Linked DNA regions of Homo sapiens: region 2 is linked to region 1. A link is a loop called in an ENCODE intact Hi-C map of the cell type or tissue named here. Cell type or tissue: heart right ventricle. All regions are shown on one strand. Each heading gives the region's core, and the rest is flanking DNA. Links, peaks and the distances in the headings are about the cores only. Region 1 overlaps LDLRAD4 (low density lipoprotein receptor class A domain containing 4). Region 2 overlaps LDLRAD4 (low density lipoprotein receptor class A domain containing 4).

Region 1 (14,625 bases), core at 3,595-11,594:
ACAGCAGGGGCATCACTGGGAGCTTGTGAGAGAGGCAGATGCCCAGGCCTCACTCCCAACATCAGAATCAGAATCTGCATCTTCCTGGAACCCCCTGGGAGTCATGTATCCTACAGTTGGGGGAACGCTGCTATGCAGGAGCCAGTGGGGTGTGCAATGGGAACCACGGGTGTTACTGCAGAATCTAACTCTGCAACAAGCTAGTTGTAGAAGAGCAAACTATTCTTTTTGAAAGTGGCATAAATTTGCAAACTTACGTAAATTATACTAACCTTGTTGAGAGGTTGAAAACAGATGATAATAACAGCGCTCAACTCTGGGCTGGGCGTGGTGGCTCATGCCTGTAATCTCAGCACTTTGGAAGGTGAAGGTGGGTGGATCACCCGAGGTCAGGAGTTTGAGACCAGCCCGGCTAACATGGCAAAACCCCATCTCTATTACAGATACGAAAATTAGCCAGGCGTGGTGGTGCACATCTGTAATCCCAGCTACTCAGGAGGCTGAGGCAGAAGAATTGCTTGAACCTGTGAAGCGGAGGTTGCAGTGAGCCAAGATGGCACCACTGCACTACAGCCTGGGCGACAGAGCAAGACTCCATCTCAAAATAATAATAGTAATAATGGTGCTCAATTCTGCTGTGAGGACTAACAGGGTAACGCAGGTAAGGCGTCTCCAGCTCAGTGCTGGCAGAGGAAGACTACTGGCAGATGTGGGCTAGGAGTCACTGTGTTTTCCCCCATATACTTTTAGACTCAGGTGGGGAAGAGCCCCCACTCTCAGGGATCTGCTACCAGGCTGCTGTAGGAAAGCCCAGGTAGGTTGTCCAGGGCAGCATATCAGGCAGTGAAGTGTGAGGCCAGGTGCAGAAGCCACAACTTTGGGTAGAAAGGCAGACGACAGTCACTAGGAAGCCAGGAGGGAGTGTCCCAGCCTCCTACATGGAGGGCAGGAGCCGACAGAGAAATGGAGGCAGCTGGCCCAGGACGTCAAGCCAGGCTAAAGCAGGAGGCAAGCTTTGAGAATGGGTGTCCATGGCGAGGGAAGCAGGGGGTGCTGCAGGAGTGGCAGCCCGGGGTCTCCAGCCCCAGACCTGATGGGCTGCCTCTGTGAAGGCCATGGTGGCCTCCTGGGACTCAGGCAGGTCCCCAGGTCCTTCTCATTCCTTTCACCCACCAATTTAGACCATGTAGGACTGCTTGGGCCATTCTACTTCCCCTCCTTTGCTCTCACACTCTGCCTCGTTTCTCCCTCCAGCGGAGCTCTCTCTTCTGCCTCTTCCAAGTAGCCATGCATGTGGCCGAGTCCTAACAAATTTCCTAGAGGGGCCGGTGAGCAGAACAAGGTGAGAAGCCAGAAAGCCCGCGGGTGAGGGACTGCAGGCTGGGGAGAGGCTCACATTGGGTCAGCCTGGAGCTAGGTCTTTGGCGAGGATTGAGAAGAGGTGGGAAGAACAAGGTCTTCTGGAAAAGCTGTGTGTGCAACAGGCTCCCTCGGCCCAGGCCAGCACCATAAGGGCCCGGTCTCCAGAAGGCCAGCAAACCCAAGTGTCAGCCTGGAGGCCCGCCTCCTATACAAGGCACAGTTCATGCTTCATTCAAGGACAAGGGCATATGCCAAGCGACAACCCTGTCAGCAATATTAAGACATCTTCCCATGCACGACTCTCTAAGGCTGATCTGTGACGGTTGTCATGAAGTGTCTGTAGAACTGGTATTTTCTGAGCACCATTAAATTCACTTATTTGGCTTCTCTGCCTCACAGCCTTCTCCAATGAGCTGAGTAAAAGCACGAAACTTAATGGTGTCTTACAGGGAACCTGCACCAGGACATGAGGTTCCAGCCCAGTCAGCATCACTGCCCAACGTTCTCTGCCAAGGGCAGCTGCAAATGACAGGGGTGCTTTTCATCCTGCAGCACAAACATAACAGTCCCATGCATTCTATACACCCATCCAGATCATCTATATTCATGAGACAGACAGTAACCAGAAAAGGGGCCAGGACACCACTCAGGGAAGGAAGTGAGGGAAGGAGGAAGGGAGGAAGAGAAGGGGAAGAGAGGAGGAGAGGAGGGGAGGACTTTGGACCAGCACTCAGAAGCCTTAGTTCACACCGTGTCTGCTGTTTCTCAGCCTTACATCCCTAAGCAAATCTCCTGTCCTCTTTGAGGCCCAGCTCACCCACATATAAATGGAAAAACACCTTCGAGGATGCGATAAAGATGAAACGATGACACATGGCAAGTGCTTTCTACATTATAGAGTACATCATTGTAGAACTGACATTTTATTTTTGCTCTGACTAGGATCAAATCACACCAAAAATAACCTCACAAGAGTAACACAGAAATGGTAGTTAATGCTCAAGCAAGACAATGGAGAAAATGTTGCCCATTATTTAAAAAGTATGGCTCAATCACAAGTGATCTCATGATACAGAAAATGCAAAAATGTGAGAGACTTTTTAATTGCTTTTTTATACTTCTGGCTTTGTTTTTGGAGCTAACTTCATTTCCCCTCTTACAGACACATCTCTTTTTCTCTTCTCACACATTTAAAGCTGTTCAGAGTGCATTATATGTTTTCCAATATTATAAAAATCCCTTCCACACACTTTATGACATGCCCCAGCTTATCCGGGGATATTTTTCCCACCACATGCAGTGCAAGGAGTCACTCCAGGCTCATTGACAAGAGGAGGGCCTAGTAGGCTCCTGCGGAAATCCTGAAGGCTTGGGAGATGCTGTCCACCTAACTTGCGATGGGAAATGAAAATGCACAGAGGATATATCCCATATCCATCCTATGGGAGTGTTTGCTTATAACAGTGCCATAAAATTCCCACAGGAAATTAGCTCCCTTCCCCCCAAAATAAAATATAATAAAATTCCCAAATCGCGACTGAGTCCATGAGATTTCAAGCATGATTAATACCTAAAAAGTATTCTGAAATAGAAAAAGCTGCTCTAAATCTGCATGCAGAGAGAAACCTCACATAGACACACAGGAGGGCGCAAGATATCCTTTGGAGAAGAGTGATAAAGGGGGTGGTGAGGCCCCGCTGGGGTACATGGCCCAGAGTACAGGTGGGAGAAGAACCGTTCCTCCTGGTCATTCCGCCCCCTAGAGTGGGCACAGCACGTCTCATAGTCTGCTAAGTAAGGGCTTTAGTTTTCCACTTACAGGTGCCACTCTCCCTGGGACCCAGGCGCAGGCAAGCGGGAGTTCTGGTTCCCACCCAGCTCTGCTCTCCTGCTCATGTTCTGCTTCCAGGGCCTCCTCAAGCCCAGTGAGGCTGGGCCTTTTGTGGGTCACCCCGGCAGATGCCAAGACCTTCCCAGACACAACACAGATTTGAAACAGGATTTCAGCCCCCTGAAGCACGCCCATCAACTTCCAGTGACATTGGTCAGATTTCTGCAAAACGAATGACGTTTATGGGAATGCCCACGTTTTCCTGCAGATCCCGACTGGTAGTTCTCCAGGTGTCCAGGATGGCCAGGATCTGGAAGCAGCTCTGTGGTCTGAAAGGCAGAGGTTGACTTTAGCGTGTTTAAATGTGAGATTTGCAGAATGGACTCAGGGCGTGGGGATGATGCTCACTGTGTGCCAGGTGCTGGTCTATGCTCTTCGTTCTCCCAGAAAAACAGAGAGCTTAAGGTCAGTGTCTCTATTTTACAAATAGGGACACCCAAGCTCTTGGACATTAAGTCATTTGCTGAAGGTCAAAATAATCAGATGTGGGACAGTCAGGGCTCAACACACAGGTCTGCCAGCTCCCACGCCACTCCCACTTCATCACAAAGCACCGTATCCAGATGAATTTAGTCCTTGCACCTAGACCTGAGTACGCGTGTGTCTGTGCCTGCCCGCAAGCACGCACACATCCATGCAAAGGCGCACGCACACTCCCAAACCAATTGCAGGGATTGTAATTAAGCTCTTCTAACACTCAGGCACAGTGAAGATATAAGCAGCTTTAACTAGGGCAGCCTTAATTTAGAACTGGGGCGAGATGGAGAGTGACACACGCCAACTTAGTTGGCATTTTAATTCTTTTTAAGATCAAGAAGATCAAGTCACTCTTAAAGCTTCAGAAGCTCAGGATAAAATCGTAGGCTTAGTTCTGATGTGGAGAAAAACGCAAGGCTTCCATTCTGGGGACCCTGCATGAAGCCACATCTCCTTTGCAGGGAGCTGAAATACGCACAGTTCATTCCATATGATCTGGTTGTCTCGGCTTTTGCTGGAATGAGCAGGTTTTGGAGCAAAGATAGGTGAAAGTGATGTTTAGTGAGCTATTCATAATAAATGGTTATTGTTTGAAGCCACTGAGCTTGGAAGTGGTTTGTTACACGGCGTTACTGAGGCACTACCTGATACAGACAGTAACTTTCCTTCTTAGTAATAAGGTGACCAGGTAACTTAGGGCCTTCCTTCAAACTCTGTTCCCAGATAACAGACTAACCACTCTGCTTAAATTTTTTTTCAAAGCCCCAGGTGAAGATATTTGATCTACTCAACTAACTTCATTTTATTAAGCATAAAAAACCTGCATTTTTCTTTAGAAAAAATTAAACAGGTGTAACAGAATGTGTAATTTTAAGTTTCAAAGGAAGCATCAAGATACAGTCAATATAACACATCAAAGTGAGGGTGCTGATCACGTGTGTTTTTTCAAAGTAAAGTGTAAAATAAAAACCAACCCAAGACCCTTTGGTTCTTCTCTATCATGCAGCAGGGCCCGGTCCTGATTCAGAAGGGGCTTCCCTGGTGCTCTGAGGCTCCTCTCAGTTACAAGGGAAGTCGGGGGTCCCGACCTGGAAGACCGAGGTGCTGACAGCTAAAGATGCCTTTGTGAAGAGAAGCTCTTCTGAGGCATCTGTGCCGAGGATCACGCTAGGACCCCTCTCCAGGGACAGAGTGAATGGTCCCCCTCCTGTGTCCAGGCCAAGGCAGAGAGAGGTTCACCAGCCAAGAAGCTCCTAACAAGGCAGGGAGGCTCATGGACTGTGGCCTGATCCTCACCCAGGAATGCTAGAGACCCAGAGAGATGGGCTGTCTCCTGCTGCAAAGGGTGGGGCTGGGACCACCTTAACCTTAGAGTCAGCCACAGCAAAAGGTTCGTGTCACCAGGGAGAGCCCACTGGGGTCGGTCCAAATCCTTCCCAAATGGCCCACCTGGAAAGGCAAAGGGGTCCCCATAGAAAAGGTCTGTGGCAGACATCATCCAGATACCAGGGGGAGTGGCCAGGGAGGCAACTGCATGGTACACAGCAAGGAAATGGGGAGACGCTCTGGCCAGTGGCTCTGAAGAGCCCAGGAGACTACGTTCCACCACAGCCCAGCAGACTTCAACAATCCAGAAGCTCAGAACAATACTGAGCCGTCAGCCTGGGTCAGGCTCTCCTGAGGCTGGGATCAAGGCGGGCTGCACTCTCATCCCAGGCCTGGGGTCCTCTTCAGCATTCGCCTGTACCGTCAGCAGAATTCAGTCCCTTGCTATTGCAGGGCTGGGGTCACTGTTTCCTTGCCATGTGGCCCACTCCCCTCCCAACAGTGTGGCTCATTTCTTCATGGCCAGCAGGAGGGTGTCTGAGACTGCTGCATGTCCCCCCTAAAGACTCACCTGATTAGACCAGGCCCACCCAGGACAATCTCCATTCTCATGAATTGATCGGGGATGTCAATTACATCTACCAAATCCCTTCACCTAGGTCACTGAATTTGCCCTAATGTGAGGATACCCATCTGACCCCACCCAGGAAAGGAGACCACCCAGGGTGTGCACATCTTGGGGTGGGGGTCTTGGGGATGGTCTCAGAGTCTGCCTCGCACACAGTGGGGGCACCAAGAGGAGACTGCTGTGGACACTGGGACCTCCACGGGCACAGGCTATCTAGAATGTTGCCGGGGGCACAGCGTTCCTGCTCCTGGGCAGCTGGATCTGGGCTAAAGGACAGAGCCGGGAAGGTGGGGATGTGAGGCTGGAATGACAGGTGGGAGCATCCACTCTCAGCACCTCGTAAATGCATCAAACGCACCTTTACAAACTTCGTACATACATTTAAGATAACACTATCAAATATTTGCAAAAAGCTGACAATGAATTTCTGACTAAAATCCCCCCCCAAGCCCCAAAACACCCTAGGATTTACTGCTGGGTTTTTAAGTGTTAGGTTCATTTAAAAGAGTAGAAAACACATTCGGCTTAGATAAAAAAGACAGAGCTAAACATTCCAGATATGGCTTTTGTGTCTGATGCCATATCATTCTAGTCCTTTTTTTGTAGCATGTAAGCTTCTACCTGGATGACACAGGACAAAGACTGTTGAGGATTTCAAGCAGGTGCCATGTTCCAGGACATGAAGCCCAGCAAGTCAGTCACATCTCTGAAAACAGATCACATTTGCAGTTTAAACAAACAAACAACCCCTTAGGACCACTCAGTGCAGATACGAGATATGCAGACTAGCCCTTCCAAGGACCTGCAGGGGAAAGATATGTAAAAGGCATGCTCTTAAGCAACATTATACGATGAGGGTACAGTGCAATGCTACACAAATATTAAAAAAACAAAAAACAAAAAAAGGTCTGTTGTAGGAGATTTTCTAGAATCATGTATAATGTTCCACTTTCAAGGGTCTGCCTGGATAGCAGGAGGAGAGGTCCTTTGGTTCTAGAAAACAGCAAGGCTACAGGCTAATAGAGAATTATGCAGCTTGTCCAGAGAGCAAGAAGTCAGCCTGGCCAGCCACTGCTAAAAAGCAAGGCAATGGAATGCCACAGCATTTATCACCTTAAACAAAAGAAACAGATGGGAAATATTTTCCAGTTTTCAAAATACTGCTTTAGGGGAAAAAAATGATAAAAACAAACATGTTCAACAAGTAGCATTTGTTAACTAAGAGCTTCACGTGAATTACTTCACCATAACCCTGCAAAGTAAGCACTAGTGTCCTTAGCCCACCTGCAGACAGGAGACCAGGGCACTGCATGTTCAGCCACTTGCCATGGAGACAAAACCAAGTCTTGGAGCTGATTACTCACCAGCCTTAGAGAAAACAGAGACGGCTACTAGATTTCAAATTACAGTGCCAGTAATGTCTATTACTCTTTGTATAATTTCCTTATTTTTCCATATATCTCATTCTCATCTTACAAGAGTGCCCATATTTAAGATAATTTTTGTATGCCAAAACAGAGCAGGTCACCAACATGGCTGAGAGAAAGCTCAGATGACTCCTCGTCACGTGCTCATGGAACAGACCCCGTGACAACTTCAGTTTCCAAATCAAATGCAGCAACTGCTCCCTTCTTCCTCCTCACGCCACTCATATCACAAAAGAGAGCAATGACAGAGGATGACTGTCATCTTGTGGGTTTGTACCACCTCCCAAGTTATTCCACTGGCAATCCATCCAGCACAGGTACTCAGAGAGGACATTAATAAGGCAATCTGTCATACTTTCAACTCTCCTGGTTTGTTTTGCTCTATCCCATCTCTAATGAGAGCAAGTGCAAAAGCTCCTAATGACTCCAGATCTTCCACAACAGGCTGATTTTTACACCTGTAGCAAATCACAAAATAGTCTAATCATGTAAATATGCTTAACAAGAAGGTAATTAATCTTCTCAACCAAATTTTGCAAACAAATATTCATGGTTAAGACACAGAACAATTCCCAAGTGTTCAGGTCCTCATAGCTTGCAAAGCCAGGCTGCACGAGTGCCAGCGATCAAGAGTCGGTTGGGTCAGCCTCTCCCAAACTGCCCTTCATGGGACATATGTGTTCTGCAAGCTGCTAATGGGTCTTTTTCTAAAAACAAAAAGGACTCCAAGGCTACAACAGTAGGGAGACTGACTCATTAAGCAAAGTCTAACGGGCTTTCTGACTCTGCAAGGCATTCACTAGGCTACCTCCAATGGCGAGTCTTCAGGAAGACGAATTCCAGTGGCCTGTCCAAGAGGTGCCGAGGGTGGGGATGTATTCTCCAACAGCAACATCCCTTGCATTCTCTGACAAAGACTTTCCTGTCCTGTCTTCTTAATCTCAAGTGAATGTGAGGGCTTTTTTTTTTTCAGACAGTCTCGCTCTGATGCCCAGGCTGAAGTGCAGTGGCACAATCAGGGCTCACTGCAGCCCCTAACTCTCAGGCTCAGGTGATCCTCCTGCCTCAGCCTCCTGAGTAGGTAGGACCACAGACACCTGCCACCATGCCCAGCTAATTTTTTAATTTTTAGTAGAGACGAGGTCTCCCTATGTTGCCCAGGCTTGTCTTGAACTCCTGGGCTCAAGAGACCCTCCCATCTTGGCCTCCCAAAGTGCTGGAATGATAGGTGTGAGACACTGTTCCCAGCCTGCGGGTATTTTTAAGTTGTTCCCTCTGAGTCTCCCATCCTAAAGAACAGCTGCCCCGAGCACTTCCTATGTGGACATTCCAGGCAGCTGGGCCGTGTACACGATGTCCTCCCGCTCTGTCTGAATATGTCACTTCCTTTGTCAAGAGACATCTATTAATATCTCAGCAAACAGAGCACTAAAGATATGTAAAGTACAATTTAGGAAGAATCACCCTAGAGTCTAGGGTGATGGTTATTCTATACCCCACTGCTACTATTCAAGGTTCTCCCTCCTCTCGATCAGAGGATGCCAACAGGGCCAACTTTCAGGGGAAGCTGAAGACAGGCTTTAGCAGACTTGGGAAGCTGCCTCCAACTAAACGGTGAAAATTCGACTCATCCCCATGAATTCTTCTGAAGAATTACCAGCAACATTTCATTGCCCAATCCCCTAACAAGTGTGTGATAAAAAAGAACTGGCAAATTATAGGGTCTATAGAGGATTCTTATGGTTGAGAAAATTCCTTGTTCTCAAGGGCACACACAGGTCTACCCTCTTTTTCATGTGTATTCATTACCTAAATGCACCTGTAGCTAGTGCATATTTTACGTAGCAAATTCCAAGTATGTTTTAAACTTTAAGCTTTTGTACTTAACAGCATAGACTTGAGGCAACAGGACTTAGTTATAAAATATCCTCAGAAAATTTGAAGCTCATGAAAATGAAAAATCAATATGAGCTGGTAAACCAGCACTTTTTGGGTATTTACCTGAGATAACATGAGGTATGGTGGAAAATTTCATTTCCACTTTTTTGTTTTTTAGAGACACAGTCTCCTTCTGTCACCCAGGCTGGAAGTGCAGTGGTGTGACTTCGGCTCACTGCAACCTCCACCTCCTGGGTTTAAGCAATTCTCCTGCCTTGGCCTCCCGAGTAGCTGAGACTACAGGTGCATGCCACCACACCCTGATAATTTTTTTGCATTTTTTTAATAGGGCCGGGGTTTCACCATGTTGCCCAGGCTGGTCTCGAACTCCTGAGCTTAGGCAATCTGCCCGCCTCGGCCTTCCAAAATGCTAGGATTACAGGCATGAGTCACTGCGCCTGGCCCATTTCTGCTAACCTTTGGAAGTTGTCAAGTCTTTTTAGAAAAGGTAAGCATCCCCTTGAGGAAATCAATGAAAGAAGGGAAACCCAAGGCAGACAGGGAAAGAGCTGACCCCAGCTCCCCGGCTCCCTCCGGAACACCAGGGAGAGCCACGTAGGTTGATGCCACATGTTTCTGGAACTAGAAGGATGGTGAGTGAGTTTCATGTCTGGCAACAGTGAGTGAGATCCCCAGAGGAACCGTCTGCTGGAAACAACTAAAGTGCTGGATAAAGTAATCTTTAAAATGACAGTAAGAAAAAGTAAGCAATACTTGGAGCCCATGAGCTAAGGAAAGCAGGAACTTAGAGAGTTCATTCAGCACTCAAGGTTTCCACTTCGAAAGTATTTGCCAAAGCAATGAATTTGAGCTTCCATTTTAATGCACTCTTGCAGCTAGCAGACGGGAGACAAAGCCTAGGGCATTTCCACTGCGGGGCTCCCACAACGAACACTGCTGCTGAAGAAAGCTGAGTCTTCACAAAATTATATCCTCCGTAGAATGGTGAACTAGGAATAAATTCATCCCCGAGACCCTTCCTACCCTAGCGGCCTGCAAGGAAAATGACTAGTCTTGAAAGGATGGGAACAACTATCTCCACCCATGAGAATGTGTAACCATAAGTCTGCCCATAAGGAGGTTTATAAACTAAAATCATACTCTCTGGGTGAGTCAAAAACACCGAAGCCAGTAATAGAAAATAGTCAAAGCTGGGGATGTTTCCAAGACATCTGGTGGGTATAAATTCATGGACCCCCTGGAGAAACCCACCTTCAACCTAGGCCAAGAGTTTCCATAGATGTACTTCTAAGAATTATAAGCTCACTTTTAAAAAACGAAAATCACAAAACAAACAAGAAACAAAGCACCATGAGTGAGATCCAGCATAAACACGGGAAGTTTAATGAGACTTGCAAAGACTTCAGATGTGGGAAATACCAGATAGAGTGGGTAAAATTAAGTATGTTTAATAGCTTAAAAAGAAAAGAAGACATTGGGAACTTTGTATAAGGAGAAAGACGACTTTTTAAAATGACAATCCCATTTGAAAAGAACAGATACAGCTTCTGGAATGAAGAATATAATACAAGAAACACAAACCTACTGGATGGGTCTAGTAACACGAGACACAGCTGAGGAGTGAACTAATGACTGTAGGAAGTTACCCAGGATGTAAAAGCAGAAAGATGGGAAATACAGAAGAGAGAGAAGGAGTGCAGAGGACAGAGTGGGAAGCTCTAACCCACAACTCATCACAAGAGGAGGATAATGAGACCAAGACGGAGGCAATGTTTGAGGAGATCTTGAAAATCTGCGAGTTTTCCAGAACTGCTGAAAGACACCAATCCACAGACTAGGAATCTCACAAAATAACAAACAGGACAAAAAGAAAAGAAAAGAAAGTCATGGCCGGGCGCGGTGGCTCACGCCTATAATCCCAGCACTTTGGGAGGCCGAGGCGGGCAGATCACAAGGTCAGGAGATCGAGACCATCCTAACACAGCGAAACCCCATCTCTACCAAAAATATAAAAAATTAGCCAGGCGTGGTGGCGGGCGCCTGTAGTCCCAGCTACTAGGGAGGCTGAGGCAGGAGAATGGCATGAGCCCGGGAGGCAGAGCTTGCAGTGAGCTGAGATCGCACCACTGCACTCCAGCCTGGGCGACAGAGCGAGACTCCATCTCAAAAACAAACAAAAAAAAAGAAAGTCATGTCCAGACATATTATAAGAACAGTATGTCATATAAAGACCTAGAGGTAGCTAGAGCGAAATATTCTCCCACCTGTGGGGCTTCAACAACTGCAAACTGCACTCCTTCCAGGAACCCCACGTGTGCCTCCAGGACCACACTGCTTGTGTGGAAGCCAGGCATCCACGGGCCGCCCTCCCTGAACACAGTGACTGACTGCATCTTACAGATGGCCACCAGAGACATTCAGACATCTAAGGAAGCCTCACCAGCAGACTTCATAACCCATGGGCAACCAGGAAGCTCTTTCCAAAACGGAGCTACCTCTGGTTCCTCGGGACCTTGTGGAGGGAAAACCACATCATTACTCATGTGTATCGTGCAGGCAGTTGTCCCACATGGGGAGTCATCCAGTTAGAGAAAGAAGATGTGTCTGTGTAAGGGAAGTGGAAGATGACAGGAACATTCTTCTGCTGGAACTGGGTAGTGGGGACATAAGCATCCACTGGAATTGATGATTCTTAATACCTCACACATAGGTTATACATATTTGCTTATATCAACTCAATATTTAATAAGCCATTTTTAAAAGAGATGCCAGGCCAGGTGCAGTGGCTCACATCTGTAATCCTGGCACTTTGGGAGGCCAAGGCGGGAGGATCGCTTGAGTCCAGGAGTTCAAGGCCAACCTAGGCAACACAGCCAGACTCTGTCTCTGCAGAAAAATCAAACAATTAGCCGGGTGTGGCAGCATGTGCCTGTAGTCCCAGATATTCGAGAAGCTGAGGCGGAAAGATCACTTGAGGTTAGGAGTTCGAGGCTGCAGTGATCTAGGATTGTGCCACTGCACTCCAGCCTGGGGAACAGAGCAAGACCCTGTCTCAAAATAAATAAAGGAACAAAATGAAATGAAGGGATGCCAGCTGCCTAAGGAACACAGGCTGATATAAGGCCACTCTCCTTCAAAGAAGGTGCCGTCAGGAAGCATCGTGAAAGGCTTCTTCTCCAAATGAATCGCCATTATCCAGGGTAACAAACCTAAACACCTTTATATGACCTTATACAGAATTTATAAAACTTTTTAGGATTGAAATACACTGATGCTCTCAGACACTGATCCCTGAATCAAAAATAGTGTCCACTTGAAGTGCCGCTCTGTTGGTTTTTAGAAATAAACGAAATTTCAAATGCCACCCTAGCAATAAAGAGCCACACGATGTACACACATTTGTGAAGGAGGGCGCTACCAGAGTCCTCAGGTCTCTCCACAGCACACCCTCCCCGACGGCCTCAGAGGCACAGGTGTCCCCTGGATCTGTACTGTGCCACCAAGGTGACATCTGAACAAATACAGGTGTGTGTTGGCTGCACAGGGCTAGAACTTCCTGTAAGGCACGAGGGCTCCTCTAGGACACCCGGAAGAGATCGTTCATGGCTTCACTGCTGCTGTAAAGGTTCAACCTCATTCGAAGTTTGTTACTGTCACTTGTATTTGCAACACCCTCACTTTTTCTACATTCAATTTTGGGTGTAGGGAAGAGGGGGATATGTAAATAAAACCTTGATATGGTCCAAAGACCTACAGTTCTTTTTTCTTACACATGGACACTTTTAGGAACCAAAACATTTCAGCTTAGGCCGAGTGCAATGGCTCAGGCCTGTAATCCCAGTGCTTTGGGAGGCCAAGGTGGGTGGATCACTTGAGGCCAGGAGTTCAAGACCAGTCTGAGCAACATGGTAAGGTCCCGTCTCTACAAAAAAAAATTTTTAATTAGCCAAGCATGGTGGCATGTGCCTGTAGTCGCAGCTACTTGGGAAGCTGAGGTGGGAGGATCCCTTGAGCCCAGGAATTCAAAGCTGCAGTCAGCTATAATTGTGGCACTCCAGGTTGCACTCCAGCCTGGGCGACAAAGAAAGACACTGACTCAAAACAAAATGAAACGAAACAAAACAAAAAATTTCAGGTTGCTTAAGAAATTCCCCATAAAATGCAAATAAATACCTCAAGCAGTAGTGATCGTAATATAATTTAGAAATGTTTCAGCTCTCCAAATCTTGTGTCATTGTCTGACTTATTTATTAGGTCCTTAAAAAGGTAAAATAAAGAACCATTGTTAAATGATGAAACATAAACGTGAATTTGTAAGTCTACTGAGATTCCTTCAAGAGGCTGGCAAAACAGCAGGAACCTTTCACCAGTGCTATACATCTGATCAGTCACTTGCATTACATGACAATTTAGCATTTGCTCATCTGTGTTGGTGTCTATGTGCTGTAGTTTTAGTTTTTGTTTTTTAAGACAACTGTCCTATAACCATAAGCCATCTAGGACAACCTGGCTTCAAAGTTACATTCAAAGTGACATGCAAGAACCACCACCACTCCTTGTTTGTCTCCTGTTCTTTGCTCCACATTTGGAAGCTTTTCAAAAAGCAAAGTCAGAAATACTCATCCTTCCTTCCCTCATGCCTACAGGCAGCTCACCAAGGATTTTGGTTTCTTTAAAACCAATGTAATAACAGAGGCAGGCAGAAGAAAGAATGCACGCCAGTGTTGTGCACAAGGAAGGCCTATTCGGGAGACGAACAGAACCCAAGCCTATCGAGACCATATGCTCCACCGCTTACATTTGTCTTCTCTAAAGGCTGACCCTTTAACAGTTATGTAATTCAGTTACTTCACAACCATTTAAATATAGCAAAATGTCCACAAAGAAAAAAAGTTGCCCACCCACCTAAATACCTTCCATGCTTTGCCCACAGTGGTAATGTGGGGGTGGGGGTGGGCAAACATGCCTTTCAGTGAAAGCATGGAGAGATGTTACAGTCCAGGGCTTGAAAGAGCCTCTGTCAATGGCTTGCTCACCTACAAATAGTGTAGGGTGGGTTTGAGCAGAGACGTTGAACCTACAACTCTCACCTGTGCACCAGGATGTTTGCAGAGGCTGGGCAGCAACACCAGCCTGGGTTTCACCAGGGCTTCTGCATGAGCTTAGCTCATCAAGCTGCATTGCATTAAGCCTGTGATCCTGGGATTAGCTCAGAGACACAGCTGTCCAAGGTGGAAGTTACAAGACCAAGCGAACCCACGGCTTCTTTAAATAAATATACACATAGACACAAATATGGAATTTAAATAGTCTTAAGACAGTGTTAACAAGTAGTCCCCAGAGAGGGCTACCACGGCCTATGATGTCAGCCTTTCCCATTACCTCGTCTGTCTCTATTTGGCCCTAGAATCCTGGCTCACCTGTCAGCGAGGCCCACCTGACTCGGATATCCATGGTCAATTATACGAGAATGGGTTATTTAACTCTTAGCTTTATAAATGGAGGAAGGAAGCTTTATAAATGGAATCGATATCTGTTGTATATTTATTATATGCTAGACACTGTGCTAGGTGATTTATTTGTATTCATCTAATTCCCACAGTAATTATGTGAAA
Region 2 (14,625 bases), core at 4,482-12,481, 260 kb after region 1:
AGTCCCTGTACCAGGGCTGGTTCAGCTTTTCCCACCCTCTCCCTTCAACCAAGATCTGTCAGTCAAAGCAAAAGCAGTCTATGTGCCTAATGTCAACTAACACTCTCTTGGCTCAAGTGCTCAGGCAGCAAAGTTCAGAGGCCCCACCTCCTGCGCGTCAAAAATTCCAGAGCCATCTACAGGAAGACAGGACAAGGCCAACCTCAGGGAACGCTATCGGCATTCAAGGACTTCACGCAACAGGGGCTTATCAGATAGTGAACATGCCAGGCCCTGTGTCAGATGCTGAGGACATCACAAGGGGAAGAACACTGAGAAGAGGCCTTCGACCCGGACTCTTTGGTCTTCATTGGTAGCTAAGATCTCCTTCGGCAGACTCAAAAAGACCTCGTGAACTAAGTACCCAGAAAGTGCGCTGGAAGCCCCCCAGTGGGAATTGGGAAATGGGCCTTCTACAGGCTCAGAGGGTCCCTCTCCACCCTTCGCTTTCACACAGGCACTGAACGCCTAACGTCACGATGCCAAAGAAATGGACGATCCTACAGTCGTCTACATCAGCAGCAAGAAATCATTTTGGTTACAGTCACTTGAGTCTTAGCTAACCCTCATTAGAGTCTCATTATTTAAGTGTCAATGGTATAATAGGACAGTTCTATATTAACTAGAATGGTTTAAAAATCATGACACCCTATTTCCCAGCATTTCTGAATGGCAAAATGTTTACTGCTCACTGGTGTATGTGTTTAGTTGTTGTTTAGGTAAACTGAGCCAATAATAAACATATATTATTGGTCGTTCTCCTCCATTAAACTATGTTTGATCTTTCCTCTGTAAATCCCCCATAGTAGTAGTCACTGTGTACTTTCACACATTTCAAATGCAATATGTACACATGTATGCATATATACACAGATAATATCCAAATACATATGTACACAAACACACTCTGGGTTGTGGTATTTAAATACACACACACATACATATCACATGTATAACTTTTTAATTTCTAAAAACAATACTTAGTCTCATTATTTGAAATACATTTTCTCTTCCCTTCTGTCAGAGATCACTTCTTTAGTGCTGGCTGTGGTCTCCGCTCCTGCAGAGTTCTAGCCTCCCAGTGGAACCTGCCGACGCCCTGAGGAAGGATCCCTCGCAGCACAACCATGCAGGGTCCAGAAAGCAGAAAGCAGCTAACTGCATTCCGCTCTAGCCAAACAGAACTCACCCCATCTGTATCATCTACGCATAAACTTTGCAAATAAAGTCCTGGATCCAGTACTCTGAAATAACTTAATGAAAACACATTCTACTGCTAAAGTACCTTTGCCTTGGCTTCCAGTGCTGTGATACACTTGTACGCGGTAATGCAAATAGGCCTGGAACGAGCATACTTTGCCCTCTCGACCCGGCCAATTCAGACTCTACACATCTGTAGTGAGCCCCAAGGTTCTACATTTCCTTTTCTTTTTTTCCTTTTCTTTTTTTTTTTTTAAGAGACAGAGTCACCCAGGCTAGATTACAGTGAAGCCATCACAGCTCATAGCAGGCTCTGCTTCCTGGGTGCAAGTGATCCTCCCACCTCAGCCTCCCATGCAGCTGTGATCACAGGTAGGCACGCCACCAGGCCCAGCTAATTTTTAAAATTTTTGTACAATCAGGATCTTGCTGTGTTGCCCAGCCTGGTCTCAAACTCCTGGGATCAAGAGATCATCCCACCTTGGCCTCTCAAAGTGCTAAGATGTCAGATGTGAGCCACCATGCCCAGCCTCCACATTTCTAGCAAGCCCCCAGGAGACACCAGCACAGCGGTCCAGTGACACGGCTCTAGACAGCCCTGGTGTGTTTGCAGATCAAGGTAGCCTGCCTTGACTCCTCTACAAATACTTGTTCAAATCCACAGCAGCAAGAGCCTGCTGTGAAGGCAGCTATTCGAGTGATACCCATAAGCATGTTAACATGGATGTCAGGTGACGGACAGGGCCACATGGGAGGATGGAGGACAGAACATCCAAGGGGATACCAGGAGGAAGGGGTCGAAGAAGGCTGTGAGGACACTGAGTTTGAGAATGAGACCATGCCTGCTGCAGAAACCTATGAACCATTCAAGATGAAAAGAACACATCTCTCTGGAAGGAACTCCCACACTGCCGACTCAGACTGACTCCAAGTGTGAGCACATGACGTCGGACAGCTCGCTAGGGCCCCAGCAGGCTGGGAAACAGGCACGGATGCTACCAGCAGAAGCCACCACGCAAATGGGCTTCCCCTCAGGAAAAAAAAAAAAAGATCATCTACCCCGGTTCATTTGAAAAGACACAGATGCTCCAAATATTCCCACATTAACGGATCATTTTAATTGAAAATAGAGACATGCTTCTACTACCTCATCAGAGCACTAGTTCAGAGCACAATATCTGATTGTAAAGATTGTCACTGTGTGTAAGCCAGCTGCTTACATTTCATTGAGCCAGTGTTTTAAAAAATTACCAAGTTCCTCTTCATTTTACACCATTCTTAGAATATTTCCCAGTATTTTCTCTATGAGACCACTGAAAAATAACCATTGGCATTGAAATCTTGCTCAGCTTGGGAGCCACTATTAACTAGTTAAAGTTTGGACATGCTGCTCTACAAGCTACTAAATTAATAAGGGTAAAAATAAACTTCCAGAAAAGGCAAACCCTACATTAGTTCAGCCCTCTCGCATTCAAAGACATGCAGCCTTTCCTCATTCTTGTGGGTTTCATAAACTAAGAAGCACAGAACACTGTAAACTGATTTACTGGTTTCCATACATGCTGCCAAATTTCCACTTCTGCAAAACCAATTTCAATCAAACAAAAACCCTAAAGTTAATCTTCTAGTTCCTCACATGGTCCAATTTATTCAGAATGCAGGGTAAAAAGTTGGAAGACAAGAAATCAATTGTTGGCGAATAATGTCAATGTTAATTTACTGTCTTCATTTTTTAAATCACTACTTTGTCTCAGGATCATTTCCTCCTCCAAGTTCTGGAAAGTCTTTAAAAAGTGGACACTGCCAAACAATGGCCTTGTTATAAGCCAAAGTTTAGTTATTTTAAGGCATTTACTTTACTGCCTTTTAGCTGAAGTTCTCATGAAAATCTTTCCAAGCCACTAACTTTGTTAAGAATTTTTACAGGTTTACAATATAATACTGCATAGCTTCTAAACATTTCAGGGTTTTACTCTGCCCATTACTTTAGCCTTTAAGAAAGCAGCGAAGTCTGGAGTTAACAACTTAGGTAAGAGAAAGGGACGCCAAGAGGGGAAACGCTGGCAGTGACTTAACAAGGCTGCATTCCAAGGGAACAGCTAAAGGGCAGCCTGCGGTGTGAGGCTCCTTGTAAGAGGTAGCAGAGGCAGTCTGAAGGCACAGCATTTTGCATGTGCTGACTCCCTAAGAGATCTCCCTTCCTCTGCCTTCAGTAGCATGCTCAGATGTGCATATAAAGACCAAGAAGCCCCATATTTTCAGATGCTCAGATGAAACCATCTCCCACTAGGCCAGAATCCCAACAGGGGAGGGAAGCAGGGAGAAGAGTCAAGCCGAGGGGGGAGGAGGGTAAAGGAGGAACTGAGACTAAGGAAAACGGATAGAGAGTCCAGGACAGACTGGCAGGGGAGGCGGAGTGGGCACCATCTGCAGTCCATCGACAGGAACAAAATATTCTGCCCTGGGACAGGAAAACAAAGGAAATCAGTAGAAAACTATAGTCTTAAACTTAAGAGGAAAATATCTCTCCAGGCACATCTTGGAAAGTACAAGAGTTTCAAAAGACTAAAAAGAATGTGTCAAGCCAGGTGCACTGGGGGTAGTAGTTGTCGTCCCAGCTACTACAGAGGGGAGGTGGGAGGATCGCTTGAAGTGAGGAGTTCAAGTCTAGCCTGGGCAACATAGTGAAGCCTCATCTCTAAAAAATTGTTTTAAAAGAAAAAGAAACAATGCATTGGTCTGCCCATGTTACCTTAAGTCAAAGCTCAGGAAGGACAGTGGGTGACTCACAGTCTGTGCCAGTTCTCATGGCATGCAAGCTGTCACCAGGGGCCCCAGGAAAGCTGCTGGACAATCCTTACATGTGCGTGATTTCCAATCAGCCAGCCAGAATGCGGGGCCCCAGCCTCTGGCTGAAACCTTCCAGAAAAGCAAAAGATGAGAATGAACAAATGAAGTAGCTGGGTTACACACGACGTCTGAAGTGAGGCTTGCTCATCTCAGTTAGACAGCAGCAGGAGCTGGATCTGAGCGAAAACTGACGGCTGATCTCATACATGCAAACACCAAACACTGCAGAGGTTGTTTACAGAAAGTGAATTAGCATTCACAGGCTATGCCCCTGGGCAGCTTCACTATCCTGATCAAACTGTCCCCGTTCTTCTCAAATTCCACCACCACATGTGACAGGTGGAACGGGTGATGCTGGTTTTAAAATAAATGAGATAGACCACTCTTCCAGTAACTGCTAAGGCTGCAGGCCTGTGTGCACACACTAAAAACAATACAACACAGACACACACACGCGTGAAACTGACCAGTGATCAGAAGTAGAGTTTCCAGACGTTCCAAACATTACTTTGATAATTTTTAAGTGCACAGCAAAAAAAAAGTGTATCACTCTACATCTACATAATTACATACCAAAAAATGTTTCTATTAGAATTATTTGGCCCTTACAAGTGAAAGTACATTTTGCAAAGATAGGTGTCACTGAACTGCTAAAGCAATGTTAGCAGTCGCATTCATAATTCACAAGTGCAGTCTGAGAATATTTTCACAAACCTCTCCCTTGCCACCATTACCCTGTTGATTCTAACCAAGACCTAGGCGTGAACTCAGAAAATGCTGTTCTTTCACAAAGAGATTCCACATGAAAGGAGATCTAGCCTTCAGTCGACGTAAAAGATTTTCTACCTCACTGGAACATAAAATTGTAACTCTTAGTATTACTCTTACTCAGAATTCTGTTCATTTCAACTCTCTTCCTAGTCAGTGACTTGCCACCTCTGAGGCTGTGACTGAAACTGTAACTTACACTCGGAAGGCAGCTCCAAGGGTAGTGTGGGGACAGGACTCCAGGGATCTGCCCACGGGTCTGGCCAGGACTGCGGTGCTGGGCTTGCTTCAGAGCAGTTCCCTCTCCTCCACGGAGAAGCCATCGCCAGGCAGCGCCTGAGCGTGGAGGCCCTGCGGCAGCCTGCCTTCTGCCTAAGACGGTCACTATGCCAATTCAAAACAAAACAAAACATAACTGATTCCCAGCTGTGCCCAGTCCAAGCCCAAATCTGGAGAAGGCAGCCACCAGAGACCCTCGGAATCCTCCCGCCTCTGGACACCTGAGCCCCATGCCAGAAAGGAAAGGAAAGCCAAGCCCAGGGTTGGGTGCCTTCCTCAGCGGGCTGTGTCTGTTGTCCCCGAGACTGCTCCTGCCCACATCTGGCCACGGACCCAGTGCGAGGTACCAGGAGTTGTGCAGGAGGAATGAAGCCACGCCCTGCCCTCGAGGAGCTCCCAGGCTAGCTGTGAATGCAGGGCTGGAGGGCAGAGGGCTTATGCGGACTCTGTAGCAAAATGATCTTCTGTGTTCCTGGGTCCACAGGAAGAAGTCGGGGGAGCCCTAAAAACAAGCCCCGAAAAAGCCTTTGTTTTTAAGGTCTGGGCGAGTGCTACTCACTGTCCAAACTACAGAACAACCGTGTCAAGGAGCCCGCCATTCTTGCTAAAACACACGTTCACTGCCAGGCATCATCTAAGCTTCTGAGTCAGAATCTCTTGGGGTGGAGTCCAGGAATCCGTATTTTTAACAAGCTCCCCAGATAATGCTTAAACATATCGATGCTTAAAACCAGAGCTCTAAACCTAGATCGAGCAGATCCACGTGGGGGTGAGGAGGAGGCTGAGTGCTCAGGGGTGGGAGGAGAAGAGGGACCCACCCAGGGGAGGGCAAAGACCTCAGGAGTAGTGAGGAGGGGGCTGAGGAAGACCCCTGGAGGCCTGAGCTGTGTGCAGCAGAGTGGAGTCCCAGGGCCACCCCAACAGGAGATGACTTCAGCAGACCTTGAAGAAGATCTCAGCACCAGGCAAGCAGGACCCATGGCCAACGAAGCCCTGGGGAGTGGGGCCAGGTGTGACTGAGTGACAAGTCCTCGGAAACGTGCCTGGGGAGGACAGTCCCCAGATGACTGATATCAGCCACCCCATCTTTCTCAGTGAGTCAGGGATCAAAGGAGATTTATTTCTCAAGAAAAATGAAGAGATGTGGCACGCCTTGCTCCTGGGTGCATGGAGCTATTCATCCCTGTCACACGTTTTGACAAATTGCGATGAGCCCAGAAAAGGGCTCACCTGGGCAGCTGACATTTGTGCTGCAGGACAGAGAAAGCCATGCTCCAGGCAGCACAGTGGGAAGGGGGAGGGCTTCGAGTGTCCCCGGAGGAACTGAGTGAAATGGGGGCTGGAGACAGAGACCCCGTCCAGGCCACACAGGTAAGTTTGGCGTTGACCTTCAAAGCTACGCAGTGACAGGTCAGCCCTGCCACTAGGTGGTAAGGCGGTTCTCAGAACGAGGTCCTAGACCAGGAGTTTGGAAGGCGCAGGGAAGGATATGAGGAGGGGAGAGACGGCAGAGGCTGGAGGCAGGGCAGTCTGTTCAGAGGCTGTTGCAAAAGTCCAGGCAAGAAATGTTGAGAATTGAAGGCAGTGACCACAGCGGGAGGAAAGGAGCCATGTGGAAAACACTTAGAAGGTAGAATCACAGGCCTTGGCGACACAGTGGATGGATCAGGGAGCCAGGAGGGGGTCAGAACAGCACCAGGTTCTGGCTTGGGCAACTCAGCTTTAACTCAGGTAAAAGAAAAGAGAGAGCTCTTATATAATTTTACAGATCAATTTGCCAACGTCTTCCTCAACCTTGAAATACTGGAGTCTGTTTATAGGCCAGTTGCGAATCCTCCAGGTTCGGGAAGACTGTACTTGAAACGCTTTTATGAAACAGCACAGTTGTGAAATGCACCCATATGCTTTCTCCAGACACATTCTTCAACTACTCTTTTCAGCAATGCATCTCAGAAAGCTTCATCAACAAAATCAATCCAGATTCAGAATCCTGGAAGAAGGGAGAGGCTACGCAGAATCACCTCACACAGTCCAAAGAACAGCCATTTGCAGAGAAAAGCACAAAACCGTCTTCAACCTGCATGGCAGTCCCACATGGGAAGGAAGCACAGGACAACATCTACTCCGAAAAACAGGCTAGCGGCTTCCCTGCCAAGAATGCCATCACCTAAGCAATCGGGCTCAGAATATCTACACAGAGAAGTCAACTCCCCATTAGCTAAACTCATAAAGGGACACTGTGGAATTGAATGATGGTGAATACTTCAGAAACCATTCGTTCCTGGCTTTCTAAGCATTTTCCTGCACACTGTTGAACATTGGCCAAGCAACTGTCTAACGGTCTGCAGACACCCTTTGGAAAGAGCAGCAAGGCCTGCTCTGAGGATAACTCGGGGGCGGGGCTGGGAAGCCCTCCAGGTCTGCAGCCCCAGCTTCACTGGCCGTTGACGTAAAGCAGCCGCCTGGCAGGGCCACCTCCTCAAAGGACCCATCCTAGCCACTCAGGTCCATCCCGCAACCAGCCCCCACTCGCTCTTTCAAACGGTACCCACCCACCCACTCAACCAACTGCTCAACTCTGGGCCTGGAAAGGGACAGGTGGGGCCCAATCCACCAGAGGGGACAGGGCCGGGTCGTGTCCTGCCCTGCTCCATCATAGCCCCTCCCATGCCCCCAACAGACTTGCCCACCCCAGGGTTATATTAGTTTCATCCAAAATTCTTTTTTTTTTCTTTAATTAAATGGTACTTGAGGAACATAGAAAGTTTCCTCCAATATTCTAAAGTCATGTTGACTGTATGATTGTACTTTATGAAATGAAATAAGATTATGAATCCAGGAGAAGCTGAAGTTCAGTTACCACCCAATCATGACCTTTAGAGGGACAGCAATGCAGTCAGGTGGTCCACAGTCCAAGCTCGACTCCCTCACTTTAACCATAACATACACTTAAAATCAGCCAGCTGTGTCTCAAGCTCGGAACATGATTGATTCTTATTCTTTCCATCTTTATAAGAACCCATGAGGTGGGTAATACGATTACCAACATCTTCCTTTTATCGATGGAGAAATTCGGGCACAGGAGGGTTGAGTGAAGCATCCAAGGTCACATGGCTGCCAATGGGCAGAGCTGGGACTCGAACCCAGGCCAGCTGGCCCAGATAAGGTGCCAGGTGCCCCTCGACTCCCCTGCCTCTCTCCCAAGCAAGCTCCTGCCTGCCTCACTGCACAGCTCTGTGTGTTAGCTGCAATCCCGTGCCCTCACTGTCCTCACCAGGCTGCCCTGAGGATCCCTGAGATGGCAATGGGAAGACTGGCACACAGGACTCAGCCCCACACATAGAGTCGCACAGGATGCAGTCTCCACACACAGAGCCACAGGGGACTCAGTTTCCACACACAGAGCCGCATGGGACTCAGCCTCAGCCCCCACACACAGAGCCGCATGGGATTCGGTTTCCACGCAGAGCCGCACGGGACTCAGCCCCCACGCACAGAGCCACACGGGACTCAGTTTCCACGCACGGAGCCACAAGGGACTCAGCCCCCACGCACACAGAGCCACACGGGACTCAGCCCCCACGCACAGAGCCGCACAGGACTCAGTTTCCACGCAAACAGAGCAGCGTGGGACTCGGCCCCCACGCACACAGAGCCGCACGGGACTCGGCCCCCACGCACACAGAGCCGCACGGGACTCAGCCCCCACGCACGGAGCCGCACGGGACTCAACCCCCACAAACAGAGCCGCACGGGACTCAGCCCCCACGCACAGGGCCGCACGGGACTCAGCCCCCACGCACAGGGCCGCACGGGACTCAGCCCCCACGCACAGGGCCGCACGGGACTCAGCCCCAACGCACGGAGCCGCACGGGACTCAGCCCCAACGCACGGAGCCGCACGGGACTCAGTTTCCACGCACAGAGCCGCACGGGACTCAGCCCCCACGCACAGGGCCGCACGGGACTCAGCCCCAACGCACGGAGCCGCACGGGACTCAGTTTCCACACACAGGGCCGCACGGGACTCAGTTTCCACGCACAGGGCCGCACGGGACTCAGCCCCAACGCACGGAGCCGCACGGGACTCAGTTTCCACGCACAGGGCCGCACGGGACTCAGCCCCAACGCACGGAGCCGCACGGGACTCAGTTTCCACGCACAGAGCCGCACGGGACTCAGTTTCCACGCACAGGGCCGCACGGGACTCAGTTTCCACGCACAGGGCCGCACGGGACTCAGCCCCCACGCACAGAGCCGCACGGGACTCAGTTTCCACGCACAGGGCCACACGGGACTCAGCCCCCACGCACAGAGCCACACGGGACTCAGTTTCCACGCACAGGGCCGCACGGGACTCAGCCCCCACGCACAGAGCCGCACGGGACTCAGTTTCCACACACACAGAGCCACACGGGACTCAGTTTCCACGCACAGGGCCACACGGGACTCAGTTTCCACACACACAGAGCCACACAGGACTCATCCCCCAGGCACACAGAGCCACACGGGACTCAGTTTCCATGCACAGGGCCACACGGGACTCAGCCCCCACGCACAGAGCCGCACGGGACTCAGTTTCCACGCACAGAGCTGCACGGGACTCAGTTTCCACACACAGAGCCACACGGGACTCAGTTTCCACGCACAGAGCCGCACGGGACTCAGTTTCCATGCACAGAGCCACACGGGACTCAGCCCCCACGCACAGAGCCCCACGGGACTCAGTTTCCACACACAGAGCCACACGGGACTCATTTTCTACACACAGAGCCGCACATGTGCCCTGCTCTGCACAGCTCCACCCCCATCTCCTCTGTTCCTCTTTGCTCTCTCAAGCTCTGGTGGCACTCGCAGTCCTGCCTCTCCCCCGCCCCCACCACCAAGTCGCCCTTCCTCCTTAGACACAGCACAGGTACTGCATACAGGTGGCATGCTGCCTGCAGCCGGGTAAGCCATAACTCTTGGGCAGTCTTCAATATAGATGAAGTCTTTACAAATCCTGAAGCTCCTCCCTGAAATTCAAAAGTAGGATAGAAAGACTGCACTTTCTAATGACAACCTCTACGTTTCTAACCGCACGGTTGATGGAACGAGTGCGCTTATCACTCACTCTGCTGACCTGGCCTCTAGGGTACGGCTGAGGTTAGGGATACAACCCCCAAAGGTTCTGAAGGCCTGAGGCTGGAAACCTAAAACCAACAGCAAGGATTCTCAGCTCACAACTTGAACTAAACTGGGATTTCTGTAAACATTTGCTGAAATCGCTCTGTCCCAGGCAGGCACTGTGCTGGGCATTTTCTCAAAGTTCCCTTTCTACAAATGAAGAGGCTCAGAGTGCTCTGAAAACTGTTCACCAGGAACCAGAAATCAAGTCCTTGGCTAAGAAACCACATTCTTTCTTGTAAACAAGATGAAGAAAATCTATCATCTAGCAAGTAGAACAGCAAGAACCCGCTGGTCTATTTTTCCACCAGTAAATGGAATGTTAGGGGCAGAGTTCTGCTATTCCCTGGAGCCAGGACTAATGTGCCCCAGCACCTCACCGTTCCCAATGCCCTCATCAGTTCCTCACGCCTGTTGTGCTAAGACACAGTCCATCGTAGCTGAGCTCTGAAAGCCCACAGCACCATCACCTAGGAGAGGAATGAGGGGGCTGTGAACGCATTAGAGGAGGGATGGGGAAAGCAAGCTGGGCTGCCTGACCTGGAAAAGAGGGAACCAGGTGGGGCACCGGCAGTGTCTTCAGACACATTAGTCCCAACAAATGGAAGAAAAGTGAGCCCTGCTCTGAATCCCAGCCCAGGGAGGCCATAGGGAGGCACATTCAACTGCATCCAGTTGGTTTCTAGGTGCCATGGCATCCACAAAATGGGCTGCATTCAGCAGAGATGAGCTCCCTGCCCTTAGAGCTGCCACACCATGGTAGTCACCGGAAGGAACAGTGGGTATTCAAGGATGGACCTGCCATAGATGTCTATGCGAGAGAAGATAAAAAAATACAAGGACAGTCCTGGAAAGACAGACATCTGTAAGGAGGGAGGGAGAGGGTGGCAGAAAGAATAGCAACAATAAATAATAAAGCAACAGGAAAAAGGAAATAGTCGGCTGAGTCAGAGAAATGCTACACTCAAGAATCCTGCCACCTCCCACTAATTGTCACATGCCCCAGTCACCCTGAACGGGAGCAAATTTTGCCAAGTTCACATAAAACCAATACTACTCAGCTATTTGTCAAAACGGATTAGAGAAAGATTTGCAAAGCACCCTAATACATTTAAGGCATTTATGACAGTACACAAAGGAAAATCTTCCGCAGCCAGATTTCTGAGACAAAGCCAGATTTCCAGACCCTGACAGGGCCGCCAAAAGGCCAGGGAAGGCTGTTCCACAGACACCAGCCAGCAGTGAGTGGAAGGGAACAGGCTCTATGCAGGGTCCCAAGAAGGCTCACAGCAGAACAGGGCGCATTGCTCACACCTTGGCAAGTGGGCACTCAGCTGCCCCTGGGCATAAGGAGGTCAAGGCAATGACCTCCAATAGAAGTTACAGTGTGCTCTCAGGAGATTATCCAAATGTCACTTAGAGTCTTCTCTATTTAAGGGGAAGTAACTGACCTGAACTTAGCACCTACTATCCTACAAAATCTACCTGCTATATTCCACCCAATGCCTCCCAAGAAATCCGAGAGGTCCTGTTACATGCATCTTAAAGACAGGGAACCGAGGCTGGACAGACCACACAGCCCAAGGTCAGTTACAGGAGCAGTGGTGCAAGAAGCGGCTTCTCCAAACCACACGTTCCCCTCCTGGGGCCTCCATTGGGCCAAGAGACACGAAGGCTGGTCTTGCCCTGCGCACCCAGTGGGGCTCAGTCATTACAGGTACAGCCAAGCAAAGGAAAACAGGTGATGGGAACACTTCCTTTCTCAAAGCAGCCGTGGGTGGCTGTAAAGGCAAATTATCCCATGTAAGTGATGCCCCTTGAGTTTGTGAGCAGCACAAATGGAGGGAGGGAGGGAGGGAGGGATGGATTATAGGGGAGAATCAGAAAACAGGAGAAAGAAACAAGTGGAAGAAAATGAACCAAAACCACATACCAATGTATGCTTTACATACATATATATGAGCATTTGAAGGCATGTGGTTTCTTTCACTAAGTACTTCTCTAAGAGCTACCGACGTGGGATGTTTTAGCACTAAAACTCATCTTACTCAAAAATCAATCAGAAATTAGGAGGGCTGGGTTCAGCAGCTCACGCCTATAATCCCAGCACTTTCAGAGGCTGAGGCAAGAGAATCATTTCAGCCCAGGAGTTTGAGACCAGCCTGGACAACACAGTGAGACCCTGTCTTTACCAAAAAATAAAAAAATTAGCCAGGCATGGTGGTGTGTGTCTGTAGTCCCAGTGACTCAGGAGACTAAGGCGGGAGGATACACTTGTGGAGTATGAGGCTGCAGTGAGCTATGATCACGCTACTGCACTCCAGCCTGGGCAATAGAGCAGGAAGGAGGGAGAGGAGGAGAGGGGAGGGGAGAGGAGGACGAAGGAAGGAAGGAATCCACAAACTATGCAAATTCCCCTTTCACTTAGGAAGTCTTATGAACTTGCACAAGTGCTCTGCGGGAATGGCAGCAGCCAGAAATAGCATTTGTTTCAGGAATACTCAGTCATCCCGAATGGAGCACAACAAGATCATTGACCTAAATACTCAATGAACCCACCTAGAGACCTGCTGTCCAGCATCATGCTGGTCGGAAGTTGTACACAGCAGCAGCACTTGGCCATTCTGGATTAAAATCATGACCTGCTTTTAGATGGTGCTTCTGGGAGGCACCTTTTCACAGAGGTAAAAGGCTAGTTTTTCTGGTGTAATCCTTCCCCTGCCCCATTTGAACATTATTGGTAATCTAGCTAAAGAAAGAGGAAATATGTATCATGAAAGGCTAAACTTCATACTAAGCCAGGAAGAAACATCATTGACCTAAATACTGAATTAATGAACAAGAAATTTATCAATTGGCAAATATCAATAAGGTACAATCAGATCATAAAACCTTTTATGGGACCCAGTAAAAAGGAAGGAAGGACAATTCTGAAAAAGAATGTAATCTTTGGTTCACACTCAATAGATTATTCCATCCCTGAGTTTCCCTCTTGTCATCTCTAAACATTTGCTCAAAGAAATCTGAATTTTGAAATCATAAAAGCAAAAATAAAATAAATAGCCAATTCCATGACCATAAAATATTCAAATAGAGGCATCTCATTTCAAGTGTTTTCACCATCGTCCCTAGTGGCCATTCATTAGCAGATTCCATGTTAATGCTAACAAAAGAAAAAAAAAAAGGATTTCGTAGAATTAACTCATTAAGACAAACTAGGAGCTTCAAAAAGAAAACCCTAACATTCTCTGTTAAGCAAAATACTACGGAAGCATGGAAGAAAAGTAAGCGTACCTACTGAAGGTGTCTGATTATTTAGAATTTAGGAATTTTCAACTGTCTTGGTTGGGAAAAAATGGATTTTGGACAGTGAAATTTCTTTTCTGAATACTAAGTAAATAAATGAAAAACAAAAAGAAATGGAACCAGATATTGGAGATCTAACATGTTTTCAACCACTATCTGGCCATTGTATGCTTTTTTCTTTCTTTCTTTCTTTTAAGATAGGGTTTTGCTCTGTTGCCCAGGCTGAAGTGCAGTGGTATGATCACAGCCTCCAATTCCTCGGCTCAAGCGATCCTTCTGCCTCAGCCTGGCATTACAGGCCTAAGCCACTGCACCCAGCCCCATTGTATCCTTTTCTCATCTTTACCATTATCCATCTATCCAAACTACCACTACTGTTAAAGCAGGTTTCTCAACCTGGGCACGACAGACACATTGGGTTGGACAAACCCTTGTGATGAGGCTGTCCCGTGGACTGTGGGCAGTCTAACAGCATCCCTGGTCTCTCCCCACTAGATGCTAGGAGCACCTCCCACCTCCCACTTGTGACAACCAAAAATGTCTCCAGACATTGTCAAATGGCCTCTGGGGAACAAAGTCACCCCCAGGTGAGAGCCACTGCTATAAAGCATCCAGACCTATAAAATCATCCCCTATATGATCACTCAGTGTCTCACATCCAGGCTGCAGGCCGGACTCTGAAGCCCAGGCTGCCACCCCACACACGCCTGCCCATGAGCACAGCATGGATGGGGCAGGGCAGTGGGTCAGGGAAACCCATCCCTGCTCATGGAAAAGCAACCGCATGTCCACGTCCTACCAGGGATGAGCCAAAAGTGTCATCCCCAAGTCTCACAAACATCATCATTACAGAACGAAAGGACTGGCACTGAATTCTGCTCTGTCCCAGCCATCAAAAGAATGGCGAAATCTCACACTCAGGCCTTGACACTGGGCTTCTGAAGATCATTAAAAGGAAGAACATTTTCAAAGCAGAGGTTTCCACAGAAACCAGGTCATTTTTATTCTCCACGATTC

What was found. A loop is a pair of places that touch in the nucleus more often than their neighbours do. Peaks named below come from ENCODE experiments on the same cell type or tissue, not always from the same donor. Only the 100,000 strongest peaks of a DNase experiment are listed, where the experiment ranks them.
Region 2: a loop joins it to region 1, with 2.4 times the contacts of the local background. A loop is called at or near these places in 6 of 110 quality-filtered maps.

The regions. Positions count from the first base shown.
Region 1 is chr18:13,514,307-13,528,931 of GRCh38, reverse strand. All of the region lies in intron 4 of LDLRAD4 (low density lipoprotein receptor class A domain containing 4), which reads right to left. Among named protein-coding and RNA genes, the nearest start is that of LDLRAD4-AS3, 51 kb to the right of the region's middle. In heart right ventricle, for the core only: no CTCF peak of the experiment used is centred there; DNase peaks (open chromatin) are centred at 8,421 and 11,491; H3K27ac peaks cover 960 bases.
Region 2 is chr18:13,257,226-13,271,850 of GRCh38, reverse strand. The region is part of intron 1 of LDLRAD4 (low density lipoprotein receptor class A domain containing 4); the gene reads right to left. Among named protein-coding and RNA genes, the nearest start is that of C18orf15, 25 kb to the right of the region's middle. RefSeq lists a silencer at 3,187-3,481 and enhancers at 5,378-5,940, 8,231-9,169. In heart right ventricle, for the core only: no CTCF peak of the experiment used is centred there; DNase peaks (open chromatin) are centred at 5,150, 6,128, 6,648 and 7,550; H3K27ac peaks cover 3,976 bases.